Regions from separate parts of the Homo sapiens genome. Here region 1 is linked to region 2. Evidence: read pairs that join two places in POLR2A ChIA-PET (ENCODE). Cell type or tissue: PC-3. All regions are shown on one strand. Each heading gives the region's core, and the rest is flanking DNA. Links, peaks and the distances in the headings are about the cores only. Region 1 overlaps RIN2 (Ras and Rab interactor 2). Region 2 overlaps RIN2 (Ras and Rab interactor 2).

Region 1 (16,508 bases), core at 3,747-11,746, 90 kb after region 2:
TAGAAAACCATTTCCACAACATAATCTGAAGCTGTACTATCTATTGCTGTGTAACTAATTACCCAAAATCTTAGTGACTTCAAACCGCAAACATTCATACCTCACATTTTCTGTGGGTCAGAGATCTAAACGCAGTTTAGCTGAGAGCCTCAAGCTCAAGGTCACTATGAGATTTGGGAGGAGTTGGTGGCCAGGGTCATAGTCTCATCTGAAGGCTTGACTGGTGAGGAATCCACTTACAAACTAACTTGGCAGGTCTCGGTCCATTGTCAAATGGTTCTCTTCACAGGGGTGGCCTTAGGACATGGCAGATGGCTTCCTCACATGGCAAATTAAACAGGAGAGAGCAAGAGAGATGGAAGTCACAGTCTTTTTATAACCTACTCTTGAATGGTACCCCATCACTTCTGCTATATTCTATTCGTTAGAAGCCAGTCAATAAGTCTAGCCTCAGGAGCAATTACTCAAAGGTGTGAATATCAGGCTGTGGCTTACACTGGGAACATCTTAGGGAGCGCAACATAGAAAAACAGCTCAGTCACAAACTCAACAACCTGCAGGGCCAAACAGAAATAAAATGAGTGAGTGGGCCTGGCATCAGACAGGTGGGATTGGTGGAGACTGTAACAAAACTGGAGCATACAAGTCCCTTCTAGAAGGAGAAACTGCTCTCTCAGTTCCAACCAATTCTTGTCATGCAAGAATGAATGTGGGTTTTTTGGTTTTTTCCAAGTGAGGGAGGCCAGAAATCTAGATTTTCATGTAAAATAATCCCAATTTAAAAACTATTCTGGCTGGGCATCATGGCTCATGCCTGTAATCCCAGCACTTTGGGAGGCTGAGGCTGGCAGATCACTTGAGGTCAGGAGTTCAAGACCAGCCTGGCCAACATGGTGAAACCCTGACTCTACAAAAAATACAAAAATTAGTCAGGCGTGGTGGTGCATGCCTATAGTCCCAGTTACTCAGGAGGCGAGGCAGGAGAATTGCTTGAACCCAGGAGGCAGAGGTTGCAGTGAGCTGAGATTGTGCCACTGCACTCCAGCCTGGGCAACAGAGTCTCAAAATAAAAAATAAAAAAATAAAAACCGTCCTAAAGTCAGGTACAGTGGCCCATACCTGTAATCCCAGCACTTTGGGAGGTCGAGGTGGGAGGATCACTTGAGCCCAGGAATTAGAGACCACCCTGGGCAACACAGGGAGACCCTGTCTCTACTACATTAAAAAAAAAGAAAAAACAAAAACAACAACAAAAATTAGGCTGGGTGTGGTGGCTCACGCCTGTAATCCCAGCACTTTGGGAGTCCAAGGTGGGCAGATGTCCTGAGGTCGGGAGTCCCAGACCAGCCTGATCAACATGGATAAACCTCGTCTCTACTAAAAATGCAAAATGAGCCAGGCGTGGTGGCGCATGCCTGTAATCCCAGCTACTTGGGAGGCTGAGGCAGGAGAATCGCTTGAACCCGGGAGGCGGAGGTTGCAGTGAGCCGAGATCACACCATTGCACTCTGGCCTGGGCAACAAGAGCTCTGTCTCAAAAAAAAAAAAAAAAAAAAAAAAAAAAGAAATGTACTTCTTGGATTCCACTCCAGACCCAGAGAATCAGAAACTGCAGGATAAGGCCCAGCTCTCTCCTGGTGATTCTGATGTTCACCCAGGTGGGAGAACCACTGCTCCAGACCCTGTATTTCAATGAGTGAACGGCACTATACAAAAAGCATAGAAACGTCTTCATTCTCAACCTAGCTTCATGTCCTTCTCTGGAAAATGGAATGATACCACCTTACCAGCTGGATTGTAACTGTCTGTTGGTCAGATACAGTATTTTGATGATTTCAGTCAATAACTCTGCAAGCCTTGGTGTTACTACTGGTGTCTTTTTCTGTCTGCTTTCCCCCACCCCCGTCCCCACATTTTATTTGCTTTCTCAAAAGCATCTGCACACAGATACATGGGTGGACATCCTCAGAGGCAGGGTGACTCAGCCGAACAGAACCCTGCAACATGCACTGGCAAAAGTGCCCCACCCAGCGTCGAACACCCGACCTTGTCATTTACCCACGGGTGCTAGCACAATCAGTGTGCTACGATTGAGGGGCGGCTCTTCCCCCTGCCAACTAAACCCTGGGGAAAATGAACACTCAAACTCCGTTGTTGGTATACACTGCCATTAGCCAAAGGAACAAATGATCAAATGGAAAAAACAGACATTTTGTTGTTTGACATTTAGGTAAAATCAACTATTTTGGTGCCACTCCCTAGGCACAGCCCAGCCTTCTTCCTTATTCAATTACTTTGTAATATTTATGTTTAATCTAATAAACAGGTCGAGTGCGGTGGCCCACACCTGTAATCCCAGCTCTTTGGGAGGCCAAGGCCAGCAGATCACTTGAGGTTAGGTGTTTGAGACCAGCCTGGCCAACATGGTGAAACCCCGTCTCTACTACAGACACAAAAATTAGCCGGGTGTGGTGCAGGCGCCTGTAATCTCAGCTACTCAGGAAGCTGAGGCAGGAGAATCACTCGAACCCGGGAGGCGGAGGTTGTGATGAGCCAAGATGGCACCACTGCACTTCAGCCTGGGCGACAGAACGAGACTCTGTCTCAAAAAAAAAAAAAAAAAAAAAAAAAAATTGAGCAAACACACTGTTCCAGGCATTGTTCTAAGCACTTTAAAACCATTAACTTATTTAATCCTCACAATATTATTATCCCCCTTTTGCAGTTAAGAAAACTGAGGCATGAAGAACTTGCCACACAGTTTGTGAAGTATGTGGTGGCTCCGTGGACACTGTATATAAACTTGGGAGGAATTTCATAGAGACAGGACCCAGCACTCATTGGACTCCTCCGACTCTCCTTGAGTCCTTGAGATGCTGACTCTGTGCCTCAGCCAGCTCAGAAATGAGACTCAGGCAGTCTCTCCTCCCACCACCTTCCATGGAGTGCTCCCTGGGCTGGATGCTAGTGAGCTGAGCCTCTCTGAACTTTCCCACTGCACCTGTCCCTCACCGCTGTCCTTTGCTGGCCACCCACCACTACCTCTTTCCGATGGCCATCTCTGAGTTTCCTATAGCAAAAGGTGGGGATGATTCTTCTCAAAGGCCACCAGGAGGACATCCTTCCTCAAAGTTAGGTTTATGAGCTTGTGCAGACAGAGAGAATGCCCACTGACAGAGGCATAGGAGGTTCTCAGTCCGAGGGAGCTGGGGGAGCTCATTACAGGGTTTCTGCTTGCGCTGGGTAATTCTAAGGAAGGTGGGGTTGCAGATCTAGCAAATAAAATATACAGGACACCAGTGAAACTTGAATTCCAGATATGGCATAAGTATATCCTATGCAATATTTAGCACATACTTATACTAAAAAACATTATTCATTATTTATCAAAAATTTAAATTTGGCCGGGCACGGTGGCTCACGCCTGTAATCCCAGCACTTTGGGAGGCCTAGGTGGGTGGATCACAATGTCAGGAGATTGAGACCATCCTGGCTAACGCGGTGAAACCCCGTCTCTACTAACAACACAACAAATTAGCCGGGCATGGTGGCGGGCCCCTGTAGTCCCAGCTACTCGGGAGGCTGAGGCAGGAGAATGGCATGAACTCAGGAGGCGGAGCGTGCCGTGAGCCGAGATTGTGCCACTGTACTCCAGCCTGGGCAACAGAGCGAGACTCTGTCTCAAAAAAATAAAATAAATAAAAATAAAATAAAATTTAAATTTAACTTAGCATCCTGTATTTTCTTGAGTAACTCTACAGGAGGGCTAAGATGTTGTCAGGAAGTGAGGGTAATTTGTTGCTAGGGGTAGCTTGATGGTCTTTATCTGGAAGGGGAGGAAATAAAGGGAGCTTGAGGGATCATCGGTGGAGGAGCAGCCAGCGCTCGTGTGTGTCGAAAGAGGGGGCCATTTCGTCGTTTTTGTGGTTTCAGCATCCTGGTTTCTGTTCTGTCATTTCAGACCTGTTCCCTAGTGGCCTTGAATAGTTGGTGTTTACATTGTGTCTGTGTTGTTTATGTTCTGTTGGGAGCGTGCCAGGGGTGTTTCTTCCTTTCTCATTCTACTTCCAGATTCTAGGCTTGTTTCAGGGTCTCAAAGACACAGGTCACTTGGGGTTCTGTTCCGGGACAGCTGGTTCCACCTTGACCACTGGTTCTCTGGAAATATTTTTGGTTGCCACCACTGGGATGGGGATGCTACTGGTCTCTAGTAGGCAGACGCCAGAGATGCTGCCAAACTTCCTCCAATGACCAGGACAGCCCCCACGACAAAGAATTATCTAGCCCCAAATTCTAACAATGCTGATGTTGAGAAATCCTGGTCTGCACTGTAAATTAGGAAATAAAATTTGTGTTTCTTGAGGTTTCTCCAACTATCTCTGAATCAGGCTTTCCAGAAGTAAAGGAAATGAAAGCAAGAAGACTGTGATCATGTATTTAGCACCCAGTGTCCTGCATGCTCCTTGAGGACAGAGAGAGTGTCTTACTGAATTTGTATTACCTGGGCTGAGCTCAGTACCTGGCCGGTAATTGCAGGTGTTCAATAAATATGCTGGATGGGCCGGGCGCCATGGCTCATGCCTGTAATCCCAGCACTTTGGGAGGCCGAGGCGGGTAGATCACTTGAGGTCAGGAGTTCAAGACCAGCCTGGTCTCTACTAAAAACACAAAAATTAGCCAGGTGTGGTGGCGCACGTCTGTAATCCCAGCCACTCGGGAGGCTGAGGCAGGAGAATTGCTTGAACCCAGCAGGTAGAGGTTGCAGTGAGCTGAGATCATGCCATTGCACTCCAGCCTGGGTGACAGAATGAGACTTCGTCTCAAAAAAAAAATATATATATATATATATATAAAATATATATATATATTTGCTGGATGAATAAAAAAATGTGTAGCACACATCTGTATGCGCTGCCTATATATGGTTCATTTATTCAGCCAGTATTGATTCCACACCTACAATGGTGAGGCCAGCCCTGGGCACCGGGTATGCGGTGCTGGGGGAAGCAAATCAGAATTGGAGAAACTTGAACTTGAAGGATGGGGATGAGGGGCAGGGCTACTCACATTGGGGTAGGGAAAGTCTTCCTGAAAAGGTGACTTTAAGCTGAACTGTGCAGGAGAGAAAGAGACGAAAGGAAGAGCATTCCCGGATAAGGAAGCCACATGTTTAAAGGCCTGGAGTGACATCTGAGGCTCTGAGGGAGAAAAAGGGTGGCAAGTATAATGAATGGCAGGCCGGAAGGGCAGGAGGGGCAGGATGCCAGTCATGCCAGCCAGGTGAACACTGGGATTCCATTCTTAGTGCTATCGGAAGCGGTGATGGGTATGAGGAGGGGAGTGCCACCTATGTGCCACCCTCATAAAGCTCACCCGGCATTAGCACTGTGTCTCCATCCATCAACCAAGAAAACCAAAGTGCAATTAAAATCTTCCCTGGAGTCACTCAAAGGAGGCCAGAGCCAGCCTCCCCATCAGCACAACTTGAAATCTTGACATTGAGTTGCTGTTCTTTCTCTACACTTGCTTCTTCAGGTGCCAAGCAGCTCTCTCAAATTGAGGTAGCCCTGCCCTTCCTCCCCATCCTTCAAGTTCAAGCTTCTCCAGTTCTGATTTGCTTCCTCTATCTCTCCCAAGCTCTTCCAGCCTGGTGGTCCTCTCTGGTTTACTCTGTCCCGTTCCCACTTTCTGGTCTTTATTGTACAGGTCCCCTTGACCTGGCTGGGGTCTTTAGTATCATGGTTTTCTTCTCTGCCCCGATTCAGAATCTGCTCAGCAAAAGCTGAGCCAGAACAGACTCAAAACTCACACCTTCCCCACTTGGAAGGTAAGACAGGGAGGAGGATTGCAGACTCCTGTCATGTGCATTTTTCAGGATTGTCTCATACTCTTTGAAATAACTCGTCTACCTGACATATGTGGAGTGGACAAGAGAGGGGCAGGAGAGGGAGTGAGAGAACCTCTGAGGACAAAGCAAACGATGACACTCAGGCCACATCCAGCTGGCATCTGTGCTTGAAAGTCAAGTTCTGGCTGGGCGAAGTGGCTCATACCTGTAATCCTAACTCTGTGGGAGGCTGAGATGGGAGGATGGCTTGAGGCCAGGAGTTCGAGACCAGCCTGGTCAACACAGTGAGACCCCATCTCTATTTATAAAGATAAATAAACTAAGAAAGTCAAGTTCTATTGGAGCTGGGCATGGTAGCGTGTGCCTGTAGTCCCAGGTGCTCCTGGAGGCTGAGGCAAGAGGATCACTTGAGCCCAGGAGTTCAAGGCTGCAGCCACTGCACTCCAGCCTGGACAACAGAGCAAAACTCCATCTCTAACAAAAAACAAATAAACAAACAACAAGTTCTATTGGAACCCAGCCATTCACTCACGTATTGTCTGTAACTGCTTCTGTACCATTAACTGCAGAGTTTGGTTGCTACAGGGACTGTATTGCCCCTATATAATAATTCCTAAAATATTCATTCTCTGGCCCTCTGTAGAGAAAGTTTGCTGACCACTGACTTAGGAACTAACTGCATCCTGTCACTGAATTCTCAAAGGTAGTCTTGAGTGTAGGTAGCAGTATCTCTATTTCACAAACAAACAAACAAACACATGCCAGGGCCATGAATCTATATAAACACCCCCAGAGAGTAAGTGGCAGAGCCAAGATTCACAGCCTGATCTCCCAGGGCAGGTTCCATTCTCTATCCTGAACTGCACTACTTGCCTCATACATACAGGTTGTCAGAAACAGCTGGAATAGTGGCTAGGCATGGTGAATTACACTTGTAATCCCAGCACTTTGGGAGGCTGAAGTGGGAGGATTGCACGAGTTTGGGAGTTTGAGACCAGCCTGGGCAATACAGCAAGACCTTGTCTATACTAAAAATAAAAAATTAGCCAGGCATGGTGGCATGCACCTGTAGCCCTAGCTACCCCGGAGGCTGAGATGGGAGGATTGCTTGAGCCCAGGAGGTTGAGGCTGTAGTGAGCTATAATCATGCCACTGCACTCCAGAGCCTGGGTGACAGAGTGAGACTCTGTCTCAAAAAGAAAAAAATAGCAGGAATGAATTCATCAGAGGTGTTAACCTTGGATGCTTACAGGGGCCAGGAAGATAATGTAGGCGAGTGAAGCCAACCCAGGCCAAAGTTGATAAATGGCAACTGACATTTGGCCTCAGTATTAGAGAACAAGAACCATAGGGAGTGGTGGGGTCTGCGGCCATCTGGAGAATAGATATCCCATCTAACAAGGCAGCATCACCATCGTGGTCCAGGGTTTCTAATTTTCAAGAAGCTGGAAACCTGAATTTTTTTGTTTAAGTCTCCTGACTTTTGCATGAAATATTATTATATTTAAATGTTGAAACTAGTTTAACTCTAAAAGACAAGACAAGCCCATGTGAAGCAAACTGGGCAGAGCATGGATGAGTGTCCTATAGGCCACTGGAGTATGACCTCTGATATGTGACATACACATTGGAGTGACTGCCACAGCCTTCCTCAATGTCTTAGACTGTTTTCTGCCGCTAAAACAGAATACCTGAGCCTGGCTAATTTATAAAGAACAGAGATTTATATGCTACAACTCTGGAGGCTGGGAAGTCCCAAGGTTGAGGGGACTGCATTTTGCGGGGGCCTTCTTGCTGCGTCATTCCATGGTGGAAGGTGGAAGGGCAGCAGAGAGTACATGTGCATGCAAGGGTAGGAGGGAGAGAGAGAGGAAGGGCAGGAGAGAGAAGGAAAAGGGGCTGAACTCATCCTTTTATCAGGAACCCACTCCTGTGATAACCAGCCCACTCCCAAAATAATGGCGTTAATCCATTCAAGATGGCAGACCCCTTTGACCTATTTACCTCCTAAAAGCCCCACCTCTCAACACTGTTGCATTGAAGATTAAGTTTCCAACATATGAACTTTGAGGACACAGCCCAATCATAGCCCTGGAGAGGGTTGGGTCTTGTGGAGGGGAGAGGCAGCTCTAGGGGAGGCAGCTGGGGGTTGCCCTGGCCTGTGTACCAGACAGAGCCCTGGCTCCCAGCCAAACCCTCAGCTGGACACTGGGTGCATTCTCATCCTTCACTTATCACCAGAGCGAGGAAGGAAGGAAGTTCCACCCATCACCAGAAGCTCTCCACTTATTACTTCAAGGAAGGAAATTCCAAGGAACCAAAGAAGATACAGAGATGCAGGAACACTGAGCTCAGGAAGGAAGAGGGTGGAGGTGGGTCTGGGAAAGCCCCAGGGTCTGAGATAAAGCTGGTGAGTTTGTCCTGGGTATAGCCACAGGGCCTTGCCCAGAGTCCACACACTCACCTTTTCAAACGTAGTAAAAGCCAATATTCCCTTTAATGCATCAAAGATATGTGTACCTCACCTGGGTAAATACTGGTGGAAAGGCCATGGGTTTGTAAGGGCTGCCAATCCCTGTTGCACCATTACCAGCTGCATGACATTAAGCAAACTCTCAGAGCCTCAGTTTCCTCATCTGTAAGGTGGGATTAATAAATCCCTGTCCTATGGTGCTAAGACGATGGAGGATTAAGTGAGACAATGGACAATGCCAGCCATCAAGAAGGCCCCTCCTTAAGGGGCAGCTGCTGTTGGCTGAAGCTGGTTAATGAAGTGTTATTTCTTCACCTTCCTCATGCCTGTAACATTGACCTCTGAGCCTTCACCACAGTCGGGAGAGCTTAGGTCCATGCTCCATCTGTCTGCAGGGCGATCACTTCCAAACCAAAAAAGACTCATCCAAGAGGCATTATGTTGTGTTATGGACATAGGAACTTCAGAGTTTGGACATCGGCCAGGCGCGGTGGCTCACACCTACAATCCCAGCACTTTGGGAGGCCGAGGTGGGCAGATCATGAGGTCAGGAGATCGAGACCATCCTGGCTAACATGGTGAAACCCCGTCTCTACTAAAAATACAAAAAATTAGCCGGACGTGGTGGCGGGCGCCTGCAGTCCCAGCTACTCGGGAGGCTGAGGCAGGAGAATGGCGTGAACCCGGGAGGCGGAGCGTGCATTGAGCTGAGATCGCACCACTGCACTCCGGCCTGGGCCACAGAGCGAGACTCCGTCTCAAAAAAAAAAAAAAAGAAAGAAAGAAAGAGTTTGGACATCAAGGGGGTGGGGAGATAATCCTCTGGTAAGTAAAATAATTCTGTGGAAACAATCTCTCATTCCCAGCATGCAGGTTAATGAAGATTGAGAAAAATTCAAGTAACCCCAAAACATCATCATTTATTTACTAAGACTTCGAGTTTCAAAGTTCAAAGCTTTTCAGAATCAAATTGAAGAGTCAGAAATTACTCACAGGCAGCAGAAGTTGGCGGCCCTCCTTCCATTCTGTTCAGAGATTTGTGGTCACTTGTGGAATATCCACTATTTGGAAAGAGCTGGGCTTAGGGGTGGGCAATGGAAAAAATACACGTGGAACACCACGCCTGTTGTTCAGTTTGTTTGTTTATCTTTGAGATGGAGTTTTGCTCCTGTTGCCCAGGCTGGAGTGCAATGGCCTGATCTCAGCTCACTGCAACCTCTGCCTCCCAGGTTCAAGTGATTCTCCTGCCTCAGCCTCCCAAGTAGCTGAGATTACAGACGCCCACCGCCACTCCCAGCTAACTTTGTATTTTTAGTAGAGACTGGGTTTTGCCATGTTGGCCAGGCTGGTCTCAAACTCCTGACGTCAGGTGATCCACCCACCTGGGCCTCCCAAAGTGCTGTGATTACAGGTGTGAGCCACCGCGCCCAGTCTGCTCTTCAGTTTTTGTTAGTAACCCACTGAGGCCCATAAAACAAACACACCTGTCATCAGAGCAGCCAGCTTTATAATCTCCTCCTCCAATCCCCCTCGTTGTCTCCTCCGTCCCATCATTCACCCCACACATCCTTCCCTGCCCTACCCCCAAGGCAAGATTAAATGCCTTCAGAGGTTCCCAAATACTGAGGAGTTTTGATCCGCCACCACTTATACATAACTAAAAATAATTTCAATTTTTCCCAAGTGACACAGAAGTTACCTATATACTGAAATTGAAATCATTCCTTTCTGGAACTTTCAACAGCCAAGTGCTGGGCAAGTTCATCCGAGATGAGCATTTGTGTGCTTGTGTGCACGTCTCTGTGTTGAGCCCCGGCACACACTCTGCACCCTACTCCCCGCTGGCATGGGATGATTTGGGTTGGAGCAGTTGTGCCCACTATTGTGGGCATCATCATGCTGGTCCCCTTTCACCATCCCACCAAGTTATCTCATCTTTTACAGATGAGGAAACTGAGATCCTGGTAGGTTACAGTCTCGCCGCACAGGTCCCATAGGTAGTAGGAGCCAGCAGAGCTAGTTTCAGGCCAGGTCTGTGTGGTTTCCAGGGCTCATCAGTAAGCTAAACTGGTCTCCTTGGTGGCCACAAGACATTGGCTTCCCCAGAGGCACTCAGCAGGCAGCCTGGGTGTGGTGCGGCTACTAGTAAATGGGGACCATGATGCGGCCATGCCTGGGAGCCCAGCCAGTCTTGAGCAGGAAAAGGTGGGGCCCCTGTGGTAGCTGCACACGCTTCCTCCAGCTTGCATCCCAAGTGTCCATCAACGCAGATTTTGAGGACAAGGCACAGAGCTGGCTGAACTTTTCAAAGAAGAGATTTCCCAACAGGAAGAATGTGCAAAGTGAGCTCTGAAGATGTGCTAGGAGAAATTAAGGAAGTGTTTCCTTGCAACCTGGTTTTTAATCTTGTGTACATTAATTTTTTATTTATTTTAATTTTTTTCATACTTTCTCTCTTTTTTTTGAGACAAGGTCTCACTCTGTCACCCAGACTGGAGTGCAGAGGCACGATCTTGGCTCACTGCAACCTCTGCCTCCCGGGTTCAAGTGATTTCCCCTTGAATCCTGAGTAGCTGGGACTACAGGCATGCGCCACCATGCCCAGCTAATTTTTGTATTTTTAGTGGAGTCAGGGTTTCACCATGTTGGCCAGGCTGGTCTCGAACTCCTCACCTCAAGTCGTCTGTTCACCTTGGCCTCCCAAAGTGCTGGGATTACAGGCATAAGCCACCATGCTTGGCCTTCATACTCTCTTTTTTCTTTTTCTTTTCTTCTTCTTTTTTTTAATCATTCTTGTGTATATTGTTTGAATTTTTTTTTCTCTGTGAGAGGAAGTGAACTTTTTTTTTTTTTTTTGAGATGGAGTCTCACTCTGTCACCCAGAATGGAGTGCAGTGGCGCAGTCTCGGCTCACTGCAGCCTCTGTCTCCTGGGTTCAAGTAATTCTCCTGCCATAGCCTCCCACAGAGCTGGGATTACAGGCGCCCACTACCACGCCCGGCTAATTTTGTATTTTTAATAGAGACAGAGTTTCTCCATGTTGGCCAGGCTGGTCACAAACTCTTGACCTCAAGTGATCCGCCTGCCTCGGCCTCCCAAAGTGCTGGGATTACAGGCGTGAGCCACACCGCACCCAGCCAGGAAGTGAGTTTATTGATATAATTCCAAACTTCCAGAATAGTTGCAAGAAGAGTTCAAAGAACGCTTATATATCCATTACCTTGGTTCCATATGCACCAGTGGTTAACATTTCACTGCCCTTGCTCTGTCATTCTCTTTCTACACACACATACACACACATATGCAGAATTATATAAATATGTAAATTTTTTTTTTTGAGACAAAGTTTCACTCTTGTTGCCCAGCCTGGAGTGCAGTGGTGCAAACTCGACTCACTGCAACCTCTGCGTCCCAGTTTCAAGCAATTCTCCTGCCTCAGCCTCCTGAGTAGCTGGGATTACAGGCATGCACCACCTTGCCCAGCTAATTTTTTAATTTTTTTAGTAGAGACAGGATTTCACCATGTTGGCCAGGCTGGTCTCGAACTCCTGACCTCAGATGATCTGTGCGCCTTGGCCTCCCAAAGTGCTGGGATTACAGGCGTTGAGCCACCGCGCCTGGCCCAAATATGTCAATATTTTACATAAATAGATAATTTTGTCTCTATATAGCTACATATGTAGTCTGTTTTCTGAACCATCTGAAAATACATTGGAGACACACCTGCGACCACACCACCTTATCTCTAAATCCTCCTTGTGTATTTCTGAGGAACAAGGACATTCTCTTGCACAAACAGTAAGTAAAAGACACAAGCCAAAAAGCTATTATACACACACTGATAACACTAATATAACACTCCTCTCTAACCCACAGCTCATTTTCAGAGCTTGTTCATTGCTCTGGTCATGTCCTTATACTATTTCTTTTCCTATTTCTTTGCCTCACTGCATTTAGTTGTCATGATTCTTTGGCCTCCAAATGGTCCTGTCTCACTCATTTCATTCCGTGAATTTTTGCTTCAGTGTCACATACATGCAGAAAGTGCTCACGTCAATATCCAGCTTAGTGAATTTCCACAAAGTCAACATACCTGTTACTGGCTTTGAATGGCATTTGTATGTGACATTTTTTACAAAATGAATCTCTTTGTTATCAGAATAGGTGAATCGCGTGGGTGAGCCCAGCGTACAGATGTGCAGCCAGCCATGGCTATGGGTCCACAAGACAGGGGCTGTCTGTGGTTTTGATGGAAGGATCTACAGGGCTCCCTTTTAGTTCAGGTTTTACTTCCTGGCCCTGTGGACTCCTGTGGCCTCTTCTACCCATTTCAGAGTAGCCATTTGATGTGTTTTCATAATTGAATTAAGCTAAACATGAAAAGCAGATTCTAAAACTCAGCCTTAACTCCAGGACTCCTCAAGTACACGTCAACTGGACCCAGACAAGTTTCTCATCTGAGTCAAAATGCTGTGACCCAGAACAGGGAAAGGGCTTTCACATAGACACATTTCATATGAGCATTGCTTAAAGACACAAAGGAAGGAAGCCTGGGGTTCAACTGTGCTCTCACCACCCCAGAACCTGATTTGGTCTCCTGCTGCAGGTCCATGCTTTTTACCAGGCCAGACCCCTCTCCAGGGGCATCTCAGCCAGTTCACCTGGCTCCAGGAGGCCTGTTCCCATCAGGAAAAGCCCCTGCATCCATTGCTGGGATGGTCATTTCTTTTTTCTTTTTCTTTTTCTTTTTTTTTTTTTTTTTTTTGAGATGAAGTCTCACTCCCATCGCCCAGGCTGGAGTGCCATGCTGCGATTTCGGCTCACTGCAACTTCCGCCTCCGGAGTTCAAACGATTCCACTGTCTCAGCCTCCCAAATAGCTGGGATTACAGGCGCCTGCCACCATGCCCAGCTAATTTTTGTATTTTTAGTAGAGACGGGGTTTCACCATGTTGGCCAGGCCAGTCTCAAACTCCTGAGCTCAAGTGATCCACTCGCCTCAGCCTCCCAAAGTGCTGGGATTACAGGCGTGAGCTACCACGACCACGCCGGGATGGTCATTTCTAACCACCTTTTTGGGTGAACAGCAGGTTTTTCTTCTCCATCCTGAATGTTTGATGTCACTAGGAAATGGAAAACCCCGGGGTGTGGGAAAGGCACAGCTGAGGAAGCTGCATGTTGTCCACAGCATCAAGAGGTGCCATGAGCGTGCGGTGCACAGGCTGAGCCTCAGTCCATGCGCATGGGTCCAGAGAAAGTGCTGCGAGGTCCTCTTCACAGTTAGGGCCCTCCTGGGCTTTGCCTCTGATTACTGTCATTTTCTTGGAGGAGCCCAGAATTTAGAAGCTGGAGATGGGTTCGTATAGATCATTTTCTCAAGAGAAGGTCTCCATGACATATATTCATAAACAAAAAGAAACTCTTCTACCTTGTTTTCTATGAAGTTATTTTCTAGGGATTCTGTTTTGTTGTCGTTGTTCACACTGTAGCTCTCAGATCTTACTGTTTTTTTTTTAATTGTGATAAAGCATACATAACATAAAATTTACCATTTTAAGCATTTTTAACCATGTTTTTTAAGCTCACCATTTTAAGCACTTTAGTGATGGTGTCTCACTGTGTTGCCCAGGCTGTTCTCAAACTCCTAGGCTCAAGCCATCTTCCTGCCTTGACTTCTGAAAGTGCTGAGATTACAGACATGAGCCACCATGCCCAGTCACATTTTAAACATTTTTAAATGTACAATTCTGTGGCATTAAGTACATTCATATTGTTGTGCAACCATCACCACCATCCATTTCCAGAACTCCTTTCATCTTGCAGAATTGAAACTCTATCTATTAAATAATTCCCCATTCCTCCTTTTCCTCAACCCCTGGTAACTACCCTTCTGCTTCCTGTTTCTATGAGTTTGACTCCTCTCGGTACTTCCTACAAGTGGAATCATACAGTGTTTGTCCTTCTGTAACTGGCTTATTTCACTTAGCTTAATGTCCTCAAAGTTTATCCTTTTTGTAGCATATGTTATAATTTTCTTCCTTTTTAAGGCTGAATAATATTCCATTGTATGAGAAGACCACATTTTGCTTATTCATTCATCCATCAGCGGACACTGGGTGCTTCTACCTTTTGACTGTGGGAAATAATGCTGCTATGAATGTGGATTAGAACCTGTTTTTAAGGAAGATTATTTTTTTCTCTTGCCCCGAATAAAAATATTAAAACCTATGTGATTAAGGGGGCCCATCTGCCCATAGGCATATGCACACGTGCGTTGTGATGGGGTGCGTGTGAAGTTGAATCTGAATTTTGTGAAATGCAACTACCAGAGTTTGCGGTCTAGGAGAGCCAGGTGGCTTTAATAACAGTATTATCAGTTCAGTGATCAGACGGGCTTACTGAGATGTCAAGTGAGTTAGATCAAGCAAACTAGTTGTCAGGGTTACTACTGTCTTTAACCACTCACCTGATGCTTGTTTCTTATTGTCTGTCTCATTTTTTCAGTCACATTGCAAGCCTTTTGGGGGATAGAAATAATATCTTATGCTTCTTTTGGTGTCTAGTTAGGCTATTACCCTAAAGGTAGCAGGTCTTCAATAATGTTGACAATGGTGTGAGTTGACAATGACTCACACCAAATTTGCCTGTCTGCACACGCTCTGCATTGTTCTGTGGTGTTCCTGTATGACTTTCCCAGTATGTACTTTCCCACCATCAGAAGGACATTGCATCAAAAAAATTTGCATTAAACAGTTGCTGCTCTCGTGTTTGAAGCTGGGCAGCTGAATTAAATTAGTGAATCGATGTGTTAATCAATTGCAAGAGCCAAATTTAACAAATATAAACTCAGCACCCACTATGTAGCCAGCTGGACGAGACACTGGATATACCGACCTGGGAAAGAATTGGTCTTGTGGTTGGGGCTCTCACACTCCAGTGGAACCTTGTTCACAGTGTGGTCTGCCCGTCAGCCATGGAGTTTGCTAAAAATGCAGACTCTCAGGCCCTACGGAATGCCTCTGAATCAGAACCTGCACCTTCACCAGGTCCCTAGGTCATGCGTGTGCACATTCCAGTTTGAGAAACACCAGTCTTGTGAATGTTATCCTGTTAGCTATATCCTAAATGATAACAAAGGGTGTTTTGTGTGTGTCAGGGAGAGATGAGACTAAGGTGGCACTGGGAAACTGTGCCCAGTTCTGGTCACTACAACCTCAATGAGAGCAGAACAGCACAAGAGACCCCTCTGTGGCCATTCCCTAAGACCTTCGGGATGACAGCAGTGCAGCTGGGAGAAAAGGCCCTACGGGTAGTGAAGGTATCTGACTGCCTAAGATGGAGCGAATCCCAGCAGGGATTTCCTGCTCTGAATTTATAGTAAAAAGAAAAACATTGTTTGGGTTCCTCCAGTAGCAGAGACAGAATACGAATGCAAGTAGTCTATTCTGTGTTGAGTGATCACAGAAAGTTCATGTGGGAGAGTAGGGGAGTGAGACAGGAAGGGGAGGCAGCCAATACATGGTGCAATCCCACTGGGGACCTCTGAGAGACTGTGTGGGGGCATCCAAGTTGTTCCACATAAGAGCGAGGCAGCTGGGGTGTTTGTGCACCCACTGCCATCCCTCCTTGGCTGAGGGCTGCCCTGGGGTATTAACTCCCCAGCACTGTGGTCTGATCTGCTCAGCACTCACTCCCAGCCACAGAGCTTCCTCAGCTGTGGGCAGAGACTTCCAGGTGCCTGCAGTAGAGCCATCACAACAGAAGAAAACGGTGACTTCCAAGGGTTGTGGGCAGAGCACTCACAGTCTCTGCTCCATGTGTCCCATCTGGATTAAGAAGTCAAGGGTGTCTCAGCAGATGTCCGCATCAGAGCGCAGGTTCCAAATGAGGAACAAACCTTTGCATTTCAGTAAATTTCAAATCTTAGTGACTCATCCCCTCAGAGTAACTAATCATCTTCACAAGACCGAAAATGGCTGAGCTTCATATTTGCTTATAATCCAAATTCCCTTTTCATACCCACTCTGCTCTCTTCCTTCCCTAAACCAACTCTATGTGCTCAGAGGACACTGACAAGCTCAATTTACAGAAAATTTTTTGTCATTTTCTGTTTCAAAATTTCCCTTCTGATATTGCATGCTACAGATTCATCTCCCCTATCCAATTCCTTTCACTGTGAACCCTTACT
Region 2 (16,508 bases), core at 4,686-12,685:
CCACACCTGGCAGTCACAGGCCGCCCCTCTCCTCCCTGAGCCTGGTCCCCAGCAGGGCCAGAGAGGCCGCCATGGCCCAGTAGGAGTCAGGGGAAGGGGAGTCGGGTGAAGGAAAGCTGAGAATAGGATCTTGTGTAGACACAGGCTGTGGCATGGCCCTGCTTTGACCATCTAGCTGGGCTGTAGGGCCTGTTGGGGCCTGGAGTGGCCTCAGCTCGGGTCTGCCATGAGCTCTTTCCACTCCCCGAAGGCCCTGTATAAGTAATGTCATTTTCTATTTGCACAGCAAAATCAGGGACACAGTTTTCTAAAGCACGAGGTGCCTCCCCTCCCCCAGTCCAATGGATGGTCTACCCTGGTTGGTGGGCCCCTGTTTGTGTCAGAGACAGAACACTCCGCAGGGTTCCGGTTAGCTGTCCACAGGTCACTGGCAAGTGGAAACAGAGCAGCAGAGCCCTCTGGAGCCACGGAAGGCCTGCTGCTCGCCACGCAATATCTACTCAGCTGCTGCTGGCCCCCTGGGGGTGGCATTGCTAGTGATGTATAGAATCCTGGGACTAGTGCCAGCGACCCTAGGGATACCCTGGGTGATCTGGACATGCACTGTTATGGTGGCCTTTATGGTCAGGAGACGACATGCAGTGAAAAGAAGGGCAGAGCCGGCCTAAAGGGATGCGGTCCAGGGCGTGGTCCAAGGAAAGGCCAGAGCCAGGATGCAGTCAGCACCCCAGGCTGGTGGGGGGCCTCATGTCACCCATGCCACAGGCCAGTCCTGGATTGCTCCAAACCCTCTGCCTAGGGTTCTGAATGAAATAAGCAGGTCTTTCCCATCAGGACCTAGGTGAGCTTCTGAAAAAAGCATCAAAAAGGAAGCCTCCTGAACTTCCCCAAGTGACTGATGCAAACCACGTCCATATACTTCACAGCTGGGGCAGAAGATCAGGGGAAAATTGCGGATGATCTGAATGATAGCAGTGACCACCAGCAACCTACAGAGCTGCCCAACCAGGAAATTGTCAGATGGAAGCAACGCTTGCAGGCAAAGAAGGCTGAAGCAGGCCAAGGCAGGAATGAAACAGTCATAAATGTTGGAGTGAAGCGACTGACCTCCCCGGTCCACACCCCGGCCCAGCGTCCTGCATCTGCTGGAGGATGGTGGAGACCATGTGGAGGATGGGGACTTGGCAGTGGAGGAGAACATGGAAGCAGGATATGGCAGTCCCCTAGCGTCCCAGCCACAAGTCCTCTGAAGAGTGTGGATGACGATGGTGACTTAGGTGCATCCTTCGAATGTCCTGAGGGGGAGACTGGAGAAGCAGACACGCAATTGTGGGAAGAAATCAAAGGCATAAAGAACTCACAGCACAAGTCCAAAGTCTGATCAGCGAGCAGGCCTCTCTGCAGGGTGCAAGGGCACAGCTGGAGAGGGAGCTCCCGAAGCTACAGCCGACGCTTCCTGTTCTGCCTGATCTCCACCGAGAACACATGATGGGGCCTCATGGGAGTCCACAGAGGAGGACGCCTACTGCCTGGACCTTGAGCAGAGACTTCACAAGGTGCACACATACATGAACCACATGTCACAACCCACAACCACTACAAGAAGATGGCCCAAGACCTGGCCCAGAAATTGAAGAAAGACACTTCCAGTTTTCAGAGGGAGATCCTCTGCCACAAGAGAACAGCCCAGGAAAGCTAGATGGCCGCTGCGACCACTGAGATAGAACTCCAGGTGCTGCAGAAAGAAAATGACTACAGCAGGCAGAAGCCGGCTGACTGCAAGGCCAAGTTGCAGCCTTTCCTGAGTGGCCCTTTGGCTCCTAGGGCTCCACCATCCACAGCCCACAGGAGCCCAGAAGTGCCAAGAGGGGCCAGGCGTGGTGGCTCACACCTGTAATGCCAGCACTTTGGGAGGCCAAGGCAGGTGGATTTCTTGAGGTCAGGAGTTCGAGACCAGCCTGGCCAACATGGCAAAACCCCGTCTCTATTAATAATACAAAAAAAAAAAAAAAAAGCCAGGTGTGGTGGTGCATGCCTGTAGTCCCAGCTACTTGGGAGGCTGAGGCATGAGAATCACTTGAACCTGGGAGGCAGAGGTTGCAGTGAGCTGAGATTGTGCCACTGCACTCCACCCTGGGTGACAGAGTGAGACTCTGTCTCAAAGAAATGAAAAAAGAAGTGCCAAGAGTACCATGGGCTGCCAGGGCCCCCAGGAGGGAGGTGGGTCACAATGTGAGCGCTTGGGTCCAGAGCACCTACCGATTTGATTCTGTTTTCCCTTTAGCCAAGTTCTGAATGCCCAGAGCCTCGGCAGAACATCAGCCGGTGCTGCTCCCTTTAAAGCACTTTTGATTGCTCTCTCGTTAGTTTAGCTACAGCTTATTGATGCTGAAATTGCTCTTATTGAAGTTTGATCATGTTAAGATTATAAGGTACTTTTTTTTTTTTTTTTTTTTTTTTTTGAGACGGAGTCTTGTTCTGTCTCGCCCAGGCTAGAGTGCAGTGGCGTGATCTCGGCTCACTGCAAGCTCTGCCTCCCGGGTTCACGCCATTCTCCCGCCTCAGCCTCCCAAGTAGCTGGGACTACAGGCACCCACCACCATGCCCGGCTAAATTTTGTGTGTGTGTGTGTTTTTTTTTTTTTTAGTAGAGACAGGGTTTCACCGTGTTAGCCAGGATTGTCTCGATCTCCTGACCTCGTGATCCGCCCGCCTCGGCCTCCCAAAGTGCTGGGATTACAGGCGTGAACCACCGTGCCCGGCCAAGGTACTGTTTTTCAAATAACGATTGTTTAATATAAAAAAAAAATGCACAAGGATAAAGCGGAAAGTACCAGATGTATAAACCAATTAGTAACTGTCGCTTCTTGGTGGTGGTTTATTTTGGTCCCCCTGAGACAAGGATTTAGATGCAGTAATTTATTTGGTGAGTGATTCCAGAAGGATGGAGGAGGGGTAGGGAAATGGGAGAGAGAAGGGAAAGAACGAGTGTTAAAGATCAGATGCCACCATTGGCAACGGGGGCTCAGTGGCGCTAGGAGCTCTGCGAGGTGCTGGAGACCTCACCTGCGAGTGGTTTTACCCACAGAGTAAGGGAGCTGGGGTGTTTATCCACAACTTCCTTCCATCATTGGTGAGGACTGCTCCAAAAGGCAGTAACTTCCTGGCACTTCTGGCCACCCATGCGTGATTCAAGTATGCTCCTGTCACCAGAGAGACTTCAGGAAGAGACTCACGGGTACCTGCAGTGGGAAACCCTTGGCATGGATGGGAACAGTGGGTGTGGAGGGGACAAGGGAGGCACCATGAGCATCCATCACAGGGTGCTTAAGAGATTTTGAGGCAAGGAACTAATTTGTAGCTTTTAAAACTGAACGCAGAAACTGTATGCCTACAAGGTCTTTGGTCTGAATGGAGAAATGAGATCTTTTCGTTCATGGCTATTTGAGTTACTTAAATTTGGACACAATCATACAGCGAACCATTATAACCACTAAAAAATGAGGGCCATCTCCTGTGCTAATATGAAACTCTCTTTGAGTTATAGTTTTGAGTAGAAAAAAGCACAGTACAAACAATATTTAGAATATGCTCCCATTTTAAAAAAAAAAAGCTTTGTTTGGGTATAATTTAAATACCACAAAATTTACCTATTTTAAGTGTACCAGTGTAGTGTTTTAGTAAATTTATACAGCTTTCCAGAAACTTTACATAAGTGGAACTATACCATATATGGTCTTTTGTGCCTGACTACTCCCACTCAACATAGTGTTATTAAAGTCATCCACGTTGTAGCAGGTATCAATAGCTTGTTCTTTTTTTTTACCACTGAATAGTATTTCATTGCATGGATTTATCACACTTTGTTTATCCATTCTACATTTGGACTGTTTTTAATTTTATTGTTATAAATCATGCTATTGTGAACACCCACATACAAGTCTTTATGTAGACACATATTTTCACTTCTCTTGAGTAAATACCTATGAGTGGAATTTCTGGGTGATGTGTTAAGTTTATGTTTATTTCTTTAAGAAACTACCCAACTGTTTTCCGAAGAGACTGTACCATTTTATGTTCCCATCAACTATGTATGGTGCTTCCAGTTCTCTGAGTCCTCATTGACAGTTGGTAATATCACTCTTTTCTATTTCAGCCATTCTGATAGATGTGTTGTGGCATCTTATTGTGGTTTTAGCCTTTCCCTACAGACTAATGATGTTAAGCATCTTTTCATGTGCTCATTTGCCATTTGCATAGCTTCTTTGATAAAATGTCTGTTCAAATCTTTTGCTTATTTTGTGTTGGGTTGTTTTTCTCCTTCCTGAGTAGTAAGGGTTTGGATAATTGCAATTATTTTCTGTAAGTTCAAAATTATTTCCAAATAAAAAGTTAAAAAAGCAATTCTAGCTCCCATCACACTGCAGCACCCCCCCATTCAGAATGGCATACTTGGGAATTGTTTCATAGCGTGGGCATCCTCACTGAAAGAATCAAAAGGAAGAGCAAGATCAGACTTTCAATCTTTTGTTAAAAATAGTCATTGTCTGGTAATAATACTCCCTGGATTACTTTTTGTCTGTGAATAGGAAGTTGGTGGTTAAAATGTCCAGATGTTGGGTAAAGAAAGACATGAGAGTACTCATGATTATCTTCCTTTCTTTGGTTACTGCAGAAGTTACTCAGCTTCCTCAGCATTGTCCCTTTGGGTCTGATCAAGAGTCACTTGCTTTGTATCCACCTAACAGTGCAGGGTCAGATTCTGAGAATGGAGGAATTGAGGGGAGCTATTCATTCACCACCCCTGCAGGAAGAACACAGGCACTAGTAAGCTCAGCAATAGACTTCCCCACTCTAATCCACTCCACAGTGGCCTCTCGGACAGTCAGCCCCATTTGTGGGGTCACCATTCTTTCCCTTGCCCCCAGATCACTACTTCTCTCTAGTTCTCATATAATGAATCAACTGCGTGCCTGCAGCTAATTGACTGAGTTCAAATTAATGGGCTAATCGGCCAATAGCAGAGGAAATCAAGAAATATGAGGTGGAAAAGAAAGAAGTTCCCATCCATTTGCCATATCATGACTTTAGGTCAGTTGGCTTGTACTTCATGGCTTCTTTCAATTCTTCAAATATTTAGTGAGCATCAACTATTCATTCATTCTTTCATGGACACCGAATACGTACCAGATACTATGTGAGGCTAGTGGGGCTTAGTAGTGAACAAAAGAGGCAGAGTACTTTCTCCTAAGAGGCTTCCATTCGAGTGGGAGAAATAGATTATAACAATTGGGCAAATGAATACGTAATACATGTCAGGTTATAATAGGAATTACAAAATGAAGTAAAACACAATAAAAAAGTAGAGACAGGTGCATAAAAATTCTGGAAGGATGTACTCCAAATGATTAATAAATAGACCTGTAGCTTTTAAAATTTATGTCTTCTAAATGTTCTGTAACAAACATGTATTTTTTAAAAAAATGAAAAGTTATTTTAAATATATAAAAAGCACTGGGTTTGAATGTCCCACATGATTAATTGTGTCACCTGTTGTATCATAATTTTATTACCAAAAATACTGAAAAAAGTTCAACTGGAAAATAATACATAGTCTTTATTATCTGGGGTGTGGTTTCAACATATTTTAGGAATCTTGATATCTGGAAATATAAATAAATTATAGAAAACTAGACATGTTTATAAAATGCCTTCCAGATGGGTAATTTGAAATGATGAATAATCTCTTCCGGTCTTGGTAAACAGCAAAATGTGCTAAATAGGTCAGAATAGAAAAATAGTCGTATCACGTGCAAGAAACAGAGAACAAAGCATTGGAGCCCAAAATGCTATTTCTAATGCTGCTTTGTTTTGTTATGTTCTTACTGGCAAATGAAGGGCAAATGTGTGTTTACGAGGTCACACAATAAAATATAAAGTGAAAATTTCAGTCATTTGGTTAGCTTGGCCCAAGGAGACTATCAGGCTTGGAAAAATCAGACAAAAATAAATCATGTTAAGTAAGGTCCAATCCAGCCGCTTGCCTGGGGCTCAGCTCCCTGGGGTGTTTGGACCCATGTTTGGTAGGTGGACGTGAGGTCGCGGTGCACACTTGCCCTTTCCCCTCCTCCCACCCCCTCCCCAGTGCTTCCACAAGTCTGACTCTGCCTTGTCACTGATTGACTTTGCCTTCCAAAATGAGATGACATGTTTATTGTCTAACATCATCACTGATTACGACAACAATCACTCACAACAACTGGTGTGGTCACACAACATCTCACCCCAGATGTCCACCTAAATCCTCCACCTCTCATGTGATTAAAGTCATTCAATCTCTGGTCTATAGTAATTTTATATTTTATATTTTGGAGACAGGGTTTTGCCCTTTCATCCAGGCTGGAGTGCAGTGGCACAATCAGACCGCACTGGAACTCCTGGAACTCAAGCATCCTCCCACCTTAGGCTCACAAGTAGCTGGGATTACAGGTGCATGCCATCATACCCAGCTAATTTTTTTTTTTTGTAGAGACATGGTCTTCATATGTTGCCCAGTCTGGCTTTGAACTCCTGGCCTCAAGTGATCCGCCCACCTCAGCCTCCCAAAAAGTATCAGGATTACAGGTGTGAGCCATCATGCCTGGCCCTGGTCTACACTGATTTTAAAATCCACTTGGCCATTTCTGGTGTTAGAATAAACCAAATCCTATCCAAATATTAATTTAATTTTATGTTTTATAAGCTTGATCATGTAATATTTATCCATTTAAGCACCAACAAAGAAACTCAAATTTGTATCTGTGTGGATTATTAACTGGCTCTGAGCTCTATGGCTTTCTGCAGTATTTCCAGCAGGTTTCAAAGTGATCAGTCCTAATAACTCTGAGGTTTGCATTTTGTTTATTTATTTTTTAAATTGCTTGTTGAGTCTAACAACAATGAATCCAACTTGCACTTTCTTATTTTGTGTTCCTAGGTAATTCATTATTGAGAAAGCAATTTATGCTAGTTAAGAGAAGGCCTATAATGAGGCAAGAATTCTGCTTACAAAGGTAAAGTAATTTAAGCAAAAGCTAAAATTTAAAAGTTCGATAGTAGTCAATAAAAATTAAAGAAGTTATACATAGGAATCTTTGAAATTATGTCTAAAGCAATACATTGGCTCCCTTTTTCTTATAACAAAAACCAAGTTCACTGAAAGTAATTTATTTCTTTTTATGGAACTACATTGTGCATTATATGAGTTCAATCTTGCCATCAATAGATTTCTTAGGCTTTGTTTTGAAAAGTTGCTTTTCTTTTTCTTCTTTGGACTTTTCAAAAGCAGAAGTTTCCCTGACATGCTCGGTGTGGTATTTGCTGATGCGTGCATGTGTGTGGTTTTAATTTTTAGGTTTGTTTCCCCTCAACCTTTTCTTTGAGTTAATGTGAATCACAGCTGTATTTTTCATTCCTGAGCACTGTGATTCATTGCCGTTGACTTCCTCTGGAGCCCGCTACACCACAGAGTCCTGTGGGAAACTGATTAGTCACTGCTGAGCAAGGTACCTTGCAAGCCATGGTCAGCATCGGCTCAAACAACTGTCTTTGGGCAACGATGAAAGTTGTTGTAGCATCTTCCTTTGGGAAAGTAAGAAAGCTTCCCTTTAGGGGTTCATATAGTTTGTAGCAATCCATGGATTCATCTTGATAACATACGGGAAAATTTGATGTTGAAAAAGATAAACGTCTTCTTTGGTTAAGAAGATTTTGGGTCACACTTCTGCCTTCAAGAAACAGACATTGATCACAGCCCCTTGCCAGTGGCATATAAATAGTATTTGTGGATAGCTTGAACCTTACTATATTGGTGCAGCTTTGAAAAACTTGGAACAGATTCATTTATCTCAAACATACTTTTATCTAACTTCCTTGAGTCTAATTTTAGAAATTTTCAAGCCAAGGGATTTTTCTTTATAAGCTAGACTTACAAAGAATTCCTAAAGTCATGCCTTAACAGTAATCAATTATTCTCCATAAGTTTCCACTTGCAGTTAGCATTGCTGATTAACAGTTTGTGATCACCTATTCTAAGGGTGGAGAGGCGACCCTACCTCCATTTGATATCACCTAACCTGAAGGGGCTTTGGCGGCTATGTCTGTGATAATGAGAACTCGAATTTTCCTGTTCAGAGTAAAGGCTCTATAAGTTTAAGGAATTGGAGCAGTTTAAGAGCAGGGACAAATGGTTAACCAGTTAAATAAGCCAAACAAGGTGTCAGAAGATCAAATTCTGGTTTGATCCTTGGGTAGCCTTGGGAAAGAATTTTTGCCTTGCTAGGCCTCGGGCTTTTTACGTGTCTGTTAGCATGGAGAGCTTGAGGTGGAAATGCAAACAGAAAACAGTGCACCCGGGTAGAAGTTGCATGTGGTTGCCTTGCAGTTAGAACTGGGTCACACAAACAAAAAGCCTGATCAAATATTTCCTGAACATATAGGAAGTATAATTCCTTAACCTCTGCATAAAAGAGGATTGCCAGCCATATTCTGTTGAGACAAGAGGACATTGATACAATTCCTGATGCATCTGAATAACTGAAAGAAGATTTAGAAAATTTGCAAATTTCAGGATGAATAAGAGAAAAGTAAATAAAAACTAAAAACAAGACAATATTAAGTTGTTCAAGAGAGGAACATTTATCATAATATACTGTGTATTTCAGTGATGAATACAATATTGGCATGATTGCAATATAATCATGTAGAGAAAATGGAGACATAGTCATATAGAGAATGTGGAGACAAGAAGTGTGTACATTTGCTAGAGCTGGGATGGGGGTGGAGGTGGTAGAGTTCAATCCTTGCCTTCCATAATGGGGAATCAACAGTCTAAAACTGAAAATTCCAGAAGTTGCAACACGTGTGTTATTACTTGGAAGTAAATACCAACTGGGTTGGTCCATTCCGGCTGCTCTAACAAAATACCTTAAACTGAGTAATTTATAAACAATAGAAATGTACTGCTCACAGTTCCGGAGCCCGGAAATCCTGAGTTCAAGGTGCTAGCTGACTCAGTCCCTGGGGAAGGCTCACCCTTTCCTTCAAAGATGAAGGTTTCTAGCTGTGTCCTCACTTGGCAGACGGGGCAAACAAGCTCACTCAGGCCTCTTTTATAAGGGCAGTAATCCCATTCATGAGAGCTTCACTCAAGACCTAATCACCTCCTAAAGGCCCTACCTCTTAATACTATTGCAATGGGGATTCGGTTTCAATGTATAAATTTGGGGGCGGGGGGCACAAACATTTAGATTATAGCACCAACACAATTAGCTAAAAAGATTGAAAGTGGTTGACTCTAAGGAGAGGGAAGTGGGGAGAAATGCTTTTTATGTGAATAATATTTATGGATCTATTTGACTTTTTGTATAATTTTGATGAAACTAAAGACTGAAAAAGTCATAAGAATTTTTTTAAATAAAATCAATGAATCAAAAAGAAAGACACTGATGCCCACTGAGGTTCAATAACTTGTCTAGGGTTCACCACTGACAATGGGGCAAAGCCAAGATTCAAAAGCTCTCAGTTCAGCTCTAGAGCCTGAGCACTCCATCACTATTGAATATCGCCTCTCCAAAAAACATTAAATATACTCATCATCATTCATCATTCAATATCAAAAAATGTGAATTAAAATAACGGTGAAGTATAGTCATGCATCCCTTAACGATGGGGTACATTCTGAGAAATGCATCATTTGGCAATTTTGCCATTGTGCAAATGTTGTAGAGTGCACTTACACAAAAATGGTAGAGCCCACTACACAGGTAGGCTATATGGTATAGTCTCTTGCTTCTGAGTTACAAACCTGTGCAGCATGTACTGTACTGAATACCATCAGGCAATTGTAACATAAAAATAAGTACTAAACATATTTAACATAGAAAATGTACAGTAAAAATATGGTATAAAAGATTTTTTTTTAAATAGTACACCTGTATAGTGCAGCTCCATTATAATCTTATGGCACCACCATTGTATATACAGTCCATCATTAACTGAAATGTCATTGTACAAGGCACAACTGTATTATATTGTACTTTTCAGATGAGCAAAAATGTAAACAATTGTTAATGTTCATGGTTGGCAAGAGTGTGAAGTCATGGGGATCCTTGCATCACAAGTTCTTAAAAACTGCACATGCCTTGCCCTAGTAATTCACTTTATAGAACTTAATTTAAGAAAATAGATGGGCATGCCCAGCACTTTGGGAAGCCAAGGTGGGCGGATCACAAGGTCAGGAGTTTGAGACCAGTCTGACCAACATGGTGAAACCCTGTCTTTACTAAAAATACAAAAATTAGTCGGGCATGGTGGTGCATGCCTGTAATACCAGCTACTTGGGAGGCTGAGGCGGGAGAATTGCTTGAACCCGGAAGGCAGAAGTTGCAGTAAGCCGAGATGGCTCCATAGCACTCCAGCCTGGGCGACAGAGCGAGACTCCGTATCAAAAAAAAAAAAGAAAGAAAGAGAAAAAAAAAAAGAAAGTAACTGGGCATGGATTAAAAGATATTTGAAAAAAAGGCTGCAACATTGTTTAAAATATCAAAAACAGCAAAAATTAAAAGTAACCGAAACATTCATCAGTTGGTTAAATGTATTACTATATGCATTTCACAGGTGTGAAAGGGATGAGGTGGATATATTTGTGTTAACATGAAAAGATGTCCATGTTATATTATCAAATGTAAAATGTACATCTCAGGACAGTATGTGCAATATGATCCCTTCATGTAAAAATGTGTGTGCATGTGCACGTGGGCATACATATAGGGTCCGGAAGGACAGATCTTTAATGGTTGATGACATTTATTTCTAGGTGGGAAAGGATTAGAAGGTGTCTTAGCTCAGGCTGCCGTAACAAAATACCATAGGCTGGGTGGCTTAAACAACAGAAATGTATGTCCTGTCGTTCTGAAGGCTGAGAAGTCCAAGGTCCAGGTGCCAGCATGGTCAGGCTCTGATGAGGGCCCACTTCCTGGCTTGCAGATAGTCACCTTCTCACACAGCAGAGAGAAGAAGAACCAGCAAGCTCTCTGGTGTCTCTTCTTTGAGGGCACTAATCCCATCACAAGCACCCCACCCTCATGACCTCATCTAAACCTAATTACCTCCCAAAGATTCCACCTCTAAATAACTTCACAGTGGAGATTAGGGCTTTAACACAGGTATTCACAAACATTCAGTTCATAACAAGAGGGGACTTTCCCTTTTATTGATACACTTTTGTGTTGTTTTAATATTTACAAAATATTTAACAATTGAAATCGTATATGTATGAGACAAGGTCTCACCGAGGCTAGAGTGCAGTGGCACAATCACGGCTCACTGTAACCTCGACCTCCCAAGTTCATGCCATCTTCCCACCTCACCCTCCTGGTAGCTGGGACCACAGGTGCATGCCACCATGCCTAGCTAATTCTTTTATTTTTGTAGAGATGGGGTCTCACTATGTTGCCTGGACTGGTCTGAAACCCCTGAGCTCAAATGATCCTCCTGCCTCAGCCTCCCAAAATGCTGGGATTACAGGCATGAGCCACCACACCCAGCTGAAAATATACTTTTATTTAAAAGGCAAAAGCATATAGCTATGAGTGATAAGTGATCAGAGACGACATCTAATCCAAACTTTCAATTTGTATAGGTAATCAAAGAGATTTAATAAATTTCTCAAAGTCACACAAATGCAAATGCAAATAAAAACTCAAGATTTCTGGTCTGATGAGTATCAAATTACTGTAATCAATAAAGTATTAAAATAAAACAATGGCATTATATGGTTCTCATTAAATTTAAAAGGCTCAAACAGACAACTCAAAATGTGTCTCTAATATTCTAGGCGATTTGTTGCCATTTTCACATCAACATTGGTTTTTACTGCTAATCCTGTTGATTTTAACCTTGTTTTGTGACAGTTATAAAGACTGGTAAGATCAAGTGGCCAATGTTATGATTATTTATTTGAAAGGTGAAACCAGAAAACAAAGCCTGATTCTAAATAAGGTCATTTTAAATGGCAAATGAACAGATGCCAGTTTTAAGAGACTCCATCGTAGCCTTTCTCAGTGAGTGAGATTTTAACATTGTAACGTATCACCAAAAAGTAAAGTAATGCACTACAGACTCTTAAATTGTCACTATTTCCCTTAAACCCCCTCAAAACACAGACAAAAAATAATAATTTAGGAAATACGAGAAGTGTGGGCGAGGGGTCTGGGCATGTTACTTCTATCACAGATTTGGAGAGATGTTGGCCAATTGTCAACAGTCTGTTTCTGGGTCCTGTGGTCTAGAGTCCCCCAAGAGCAAGCCAGGGGTCTCCCTGAGCCAGCCCAGCCTCAGGTGTGTTTCCACCAGGTTCCAGGCCAGGCCAGTCTTCCTGGGCCAGTGTGGACCATGTACTTCCTGTGGTTAGCTGGGGTTCTCTAACTTTCCCATCTGAGTCCCCTGGGGAGCTGGTGAAAACTCCCTCAGGGTTTCTGATGCGATAGGTCTGGACTGGAGCCTGATAATTTGCATTTATAATTCCTTCTGCACCATATGCTGGTAGCCAGCTCTGGGATGGGTTGTGGAGCAAGCAGACCTAATTTACAGCATTTGCTGACTTCCATGCGGTATAAATACTCCCACCAAGCTACCAAGGGTTTCACATATTTAGTAAATATGTGAAATTACTGAATATGCTGCATATTTAGTAACTGGCTCTTGTGAGCTGGTGTGAGCTGGTGTGAACTGGCTGCAGAACATTGCTGCAGGTGAGACTGATACTGCTGATCTAAACGAGCTGTCTGGCTTTCTACCAAGAGTTTCATCCATTGGTGATCCTGCCCGCTTTAACTCTGTTTCTCCACCCCTGACTGTGTGTCTCAGCTCCATACTCATCTATCCAACTATCCTTTGGTCATTTCCACTTGGGAGACCTACAGGCTCCTCAAATTTAGCTGGTCCAAAGTTCAACTATTTTATTTTTCTCCCACCATAGCTTTTATCTTTCTAGATGTCTTATTTTGGTGAATTATACCACTATCCACTCAAGTTTCCTAAGAGAAACTCAAATCCTGTATCCCATAAATAGATCACCCATATGTGCCCCACCCTTTTCCATTCATCTCACATGTGTACAATCATTCCCCTACCTGCTTGGCCATCCACAATGTCACTCTCCTACTCAGAAGTATTCAGTGGGGCCCCATCATTCCCCATAGGATCAAACCTCAATTTGTCTCTATGGCCTAAGGATGATCTGATCTTCCCTGTCCAGCCCCACTTCCCCTTCCACAGGACACTTGAGCCTCCAGCAATAGTGGGCAGTATTGGATTTGTTGCTCTCCAAAGCACTTGCTCCTTTCTCACTTCTAGGGACCATTCCTCACGCTGCTCTCTCTCTCTCTCTCTGCCTGGAATCCCTTCGTCTGCCTACTCATCCTTTCAGGCTCAACTCAGAGGCTACTTTTTCTGCAACACCCTTCTGGCCTCCCTCAGAAGAACTTGCACTTTCCGTTTTCTGTTCCTATTGCACTGGTCACAGATCTGTTTTAGCAGTGATCTTGTTGGTAGTGTCTGGGTGCAAAGGGCTGCATTTTCACATGTCTGTTATCTCACATTGACTGCCTGGGACATTATAGATGTTCAGTCATGTTTGTTAAGTAGAAGAATGGCTGAGTGAATTGTGGGCCAAGTTTTACCCATCTTCAGTGCTTAGGCTGCAGAAGGTAGAACTGAAAAGGTGAAACCAGAGTTAAACGTGGCTCATTCTCCTCCCACTTTTTGGAAGATATTTTTGTCTCCAGAATCTTCAGACCCATGAAGTCCATTCTGATCTGTGTTCCAGCCTTTAAGATGGACCCAAATGTATTTGTTTCTAGGTGGCTCACAGGTCTGAGCTTCCTGGGAGACCTGCAGACTAGAAATGGTGCAGGACTGGTCTGGGACAGGTTGACCAGCTCTTCAAGACTGAGACAGTGGGGTGAGAAATGCCTACATCTGAACAATGAGAGTGGCAGCACTCTTTCTTTTGATTGGGCTTCCTTCCTGTGTTTTCTCAGAGCTTATAAATGAAGTTAGTATAGATGAATCCAAAGAACGGCAAGAATTTTCAGAGGGTGGATCGACAGAATAGATGGAAGAGCCCATTATCTGTATGAAGAGACTCAGGAAGTAAGGAGCTCCAAAAGCCACGAATAGATTCTAAACAGATATCCTGATTTCATCTTAAATGCTCTCTTGCTCATCTTTCCCTGATCCCCTCCAAATGTCTTCATTCCATCCGGTATTAGAATTACTTACAGCACTGGTAAGACCTCTGCTAATGACACCTATTCTTCTAGGCAGGATAGGTTCTTACTGATTTACACTAATGAGAGCAAAATACACACACACACACACCCACACACAATTACAAATTCAGATGTTAAAGCACCAAATACATCTATTTGGATGAACATAGTAAAGTTTTAATTATTTATGGTCACTTTTTGTTGCTCATGCTAATATATGCATTATTATGGTTAATATTTTTAACAATAATTTAACTTGCAAAGTGCTTTGGATGCATTTATTTAGTATGCTATAATTTCTGAACAATGTACTCTGCAAAAAGAGGTGACTATTTGCATGAATACATATTTTTTGGCCTAGCAACTTAGTAAATGAGGATTTTAAAAATATATATTTCTAATAATTTCTAATAATAAATAATCACTAGAATAGCTAGCATTTATTAATCATTTGTCATATTACACACATTGTGCTAAGAAGTGCTTTTTCATGGACTGTTTTTATTCAATGCCCATTTTACAGATGAGGAAACTAAAGCACAGAGTAACTAAGTAACTGCTCAAAGTCACGCCTTTAGTGATTCCCTGGGATGGCCCTTCCCTGGTTTAATAGTCGTAGAGCCATAGCAAGGAGACATTGCTGCTTGCTGAAGTTTCTCACCTTAATGTCAAAGCTAACTGGCAGTGAACGTGCTGAAGAAGCAGAAGGTAGTGAAAGTGTTCATGCCCTGGAATCTGGGGACTGAATGAAGTTCTCATCTTACTCTTTCGTGGCTGTTTGTCATTCTCTGAGCAAGTGAGTGAATGGTGGTAACATCTGCTCTGCCTGCTTTTTTTTTTTTCTTTTTTTGTCAAATGATCCTTTATTGAAATATTTTCCTTTGTGCTTAACTAGCTGGGCATTCTACAGCACCACTGTTGATGTCATCTATGATGTCATGAGGGTGGCGGCCATCAACATTACAGCCCACAGACTGGGCAGTCCCCAGGATCTCTTTAGTGGTTCCAGAGAGTTCTCTGGCTAAGGATTGGTGCCGCATCTGTCGAGCAATGTTGACGATCTCATCAAAAGTGATATTCCCACTGTGTTTAATGTTTTTCTGTTTCTTTCTGTCTCTTGGTGGTTCCTTGAGGGCTTTGATGATCATGGCAGAGGCAGAAGGCACCACCTCAATCTGGGCCTGTCTGTTCTGAATGGTTAGTTTCACTGTAATCCTCAGGCCCTTCCAGTCACCCATTGCCTTGGCAATGTCATCACCAACCTTTTTTGGAGACAGACCCAGGGGGCCGATCTTGGGGGCCAGGGCAGAAGTGGCACCGACTTCACCTCCGGTGCACCTCAGGTATACGACTTTGATCTCGTTCGGGTCGAACTTCGGCAGCATGGTGGAGGCAGCTGGTGTCGGATGAACCCGGATTCAGGACGACCGAAGAAAGTTGCACCTTGGCCTCCTCCGAGCCGAAAGCCGAGAGAGCTGCTCTGCCTGCTTCTATGGCCCCCCAGGGACTGGTATGCACATGTGCTGAGTTAATTGTATAAAAGTTATTTGCATGCTGGACCTGAGTGAGATCCTATTTCAGGAGCTTCATCTAGGCTCCCTCCCAATGGCCTTTCCCTTTCCTTCCTGTAAGAACAAGCCTACGGCAGAGAAGGAAGCTTCCCACGCAGTTTGCTACCACGCCTTATCAGCGGGAGGCCCCTGTGCCCTTGAGTGAACATGAGATAATTTTAGATGGAACATCTTTTTTGGGCTTAGGGGTTTATTTTAAGATTATTCAAAATACATGTACCTAGTACATCAAATTGTGATTTCATCATCCTTATTATTATTTAAGGTGTTAGGTATATTTGTTTTTAAATAATAGTATAGTATTCTGTGGGTAAGGCAAAAATTAACGCAGGCAGGTGTAGATTTATGGTGTATCTAGTGACACTCATGTCCTTCAAGGCCCTTCTTTTGCCCAGATCCCTCCCAGTCCTGTGGGCAGTTTGCATTAGTAATTTCATATCCTTTCTCCTAAAGGGGGCTTCCAGAATAGAATGAATCTAAGGCCCCCTGAGACCTGGATCCTCCCTGTGTGACATGGACTGTGTAACCATTGCAGGAACTTCTTAGAATCTCTAAAAGAGAGATTTTCCTGAGTTCTGGCTGGCAGGGACACAACAGGAGCTAAGGAGAAGGAAAATGGTCTAGAA

Evidence for each region. Peaks named below come from ENCODE experiments on the same cell type or tissue, not always from the same donor. Only the 100,000 strongest peaks of a DNase experiment are listed, where the experiment ranks them.
Region 1: POLR2A ChIA-PET joins it to region 2 with 14 read pairs; 3 of 35 experiments call an interaction of 5 or more read pairs at or near these places.

Annotation. Positions count from the first base shown.
Region 1 is chr20:19,899,410-19,915,917 of GRCh38, forward strand. All of the region lies in intron 3 of RIN2 (Ras and Rab interactor 2), which reads left to right. Among named protein-coding and RNA genes, the nearest start is that of NAA20, 110 kb to the right of the region's middle. RefSeq lists enhancers at 12,543-12,592, 16,074-16,143. In PC-3, for the core only: no CTCF peak of the experiment used is centred there; no DNase peak of the experiment used is centred there.
Region 2 is chr20:19,808,248-19,824,755 of GRCh38, forward strand. All of the region lies in intron 2 of RIN2 (Ras and Rab interactor 2), which reads left to right. It also overlaps the pseudogene LOC100421663 and the pseudogene RPL12P12. Among named protein-coding and RNA genes, the nearest start is that of RIN2, 58 kb to the left of the region's middle. In PC-3, for the core only: no CTCF peak of the experiment used is centred there; DNase peaks (open chromatin) are centred at 7,474 and 8,984; H3K27ac peaks cover 6,495 bases.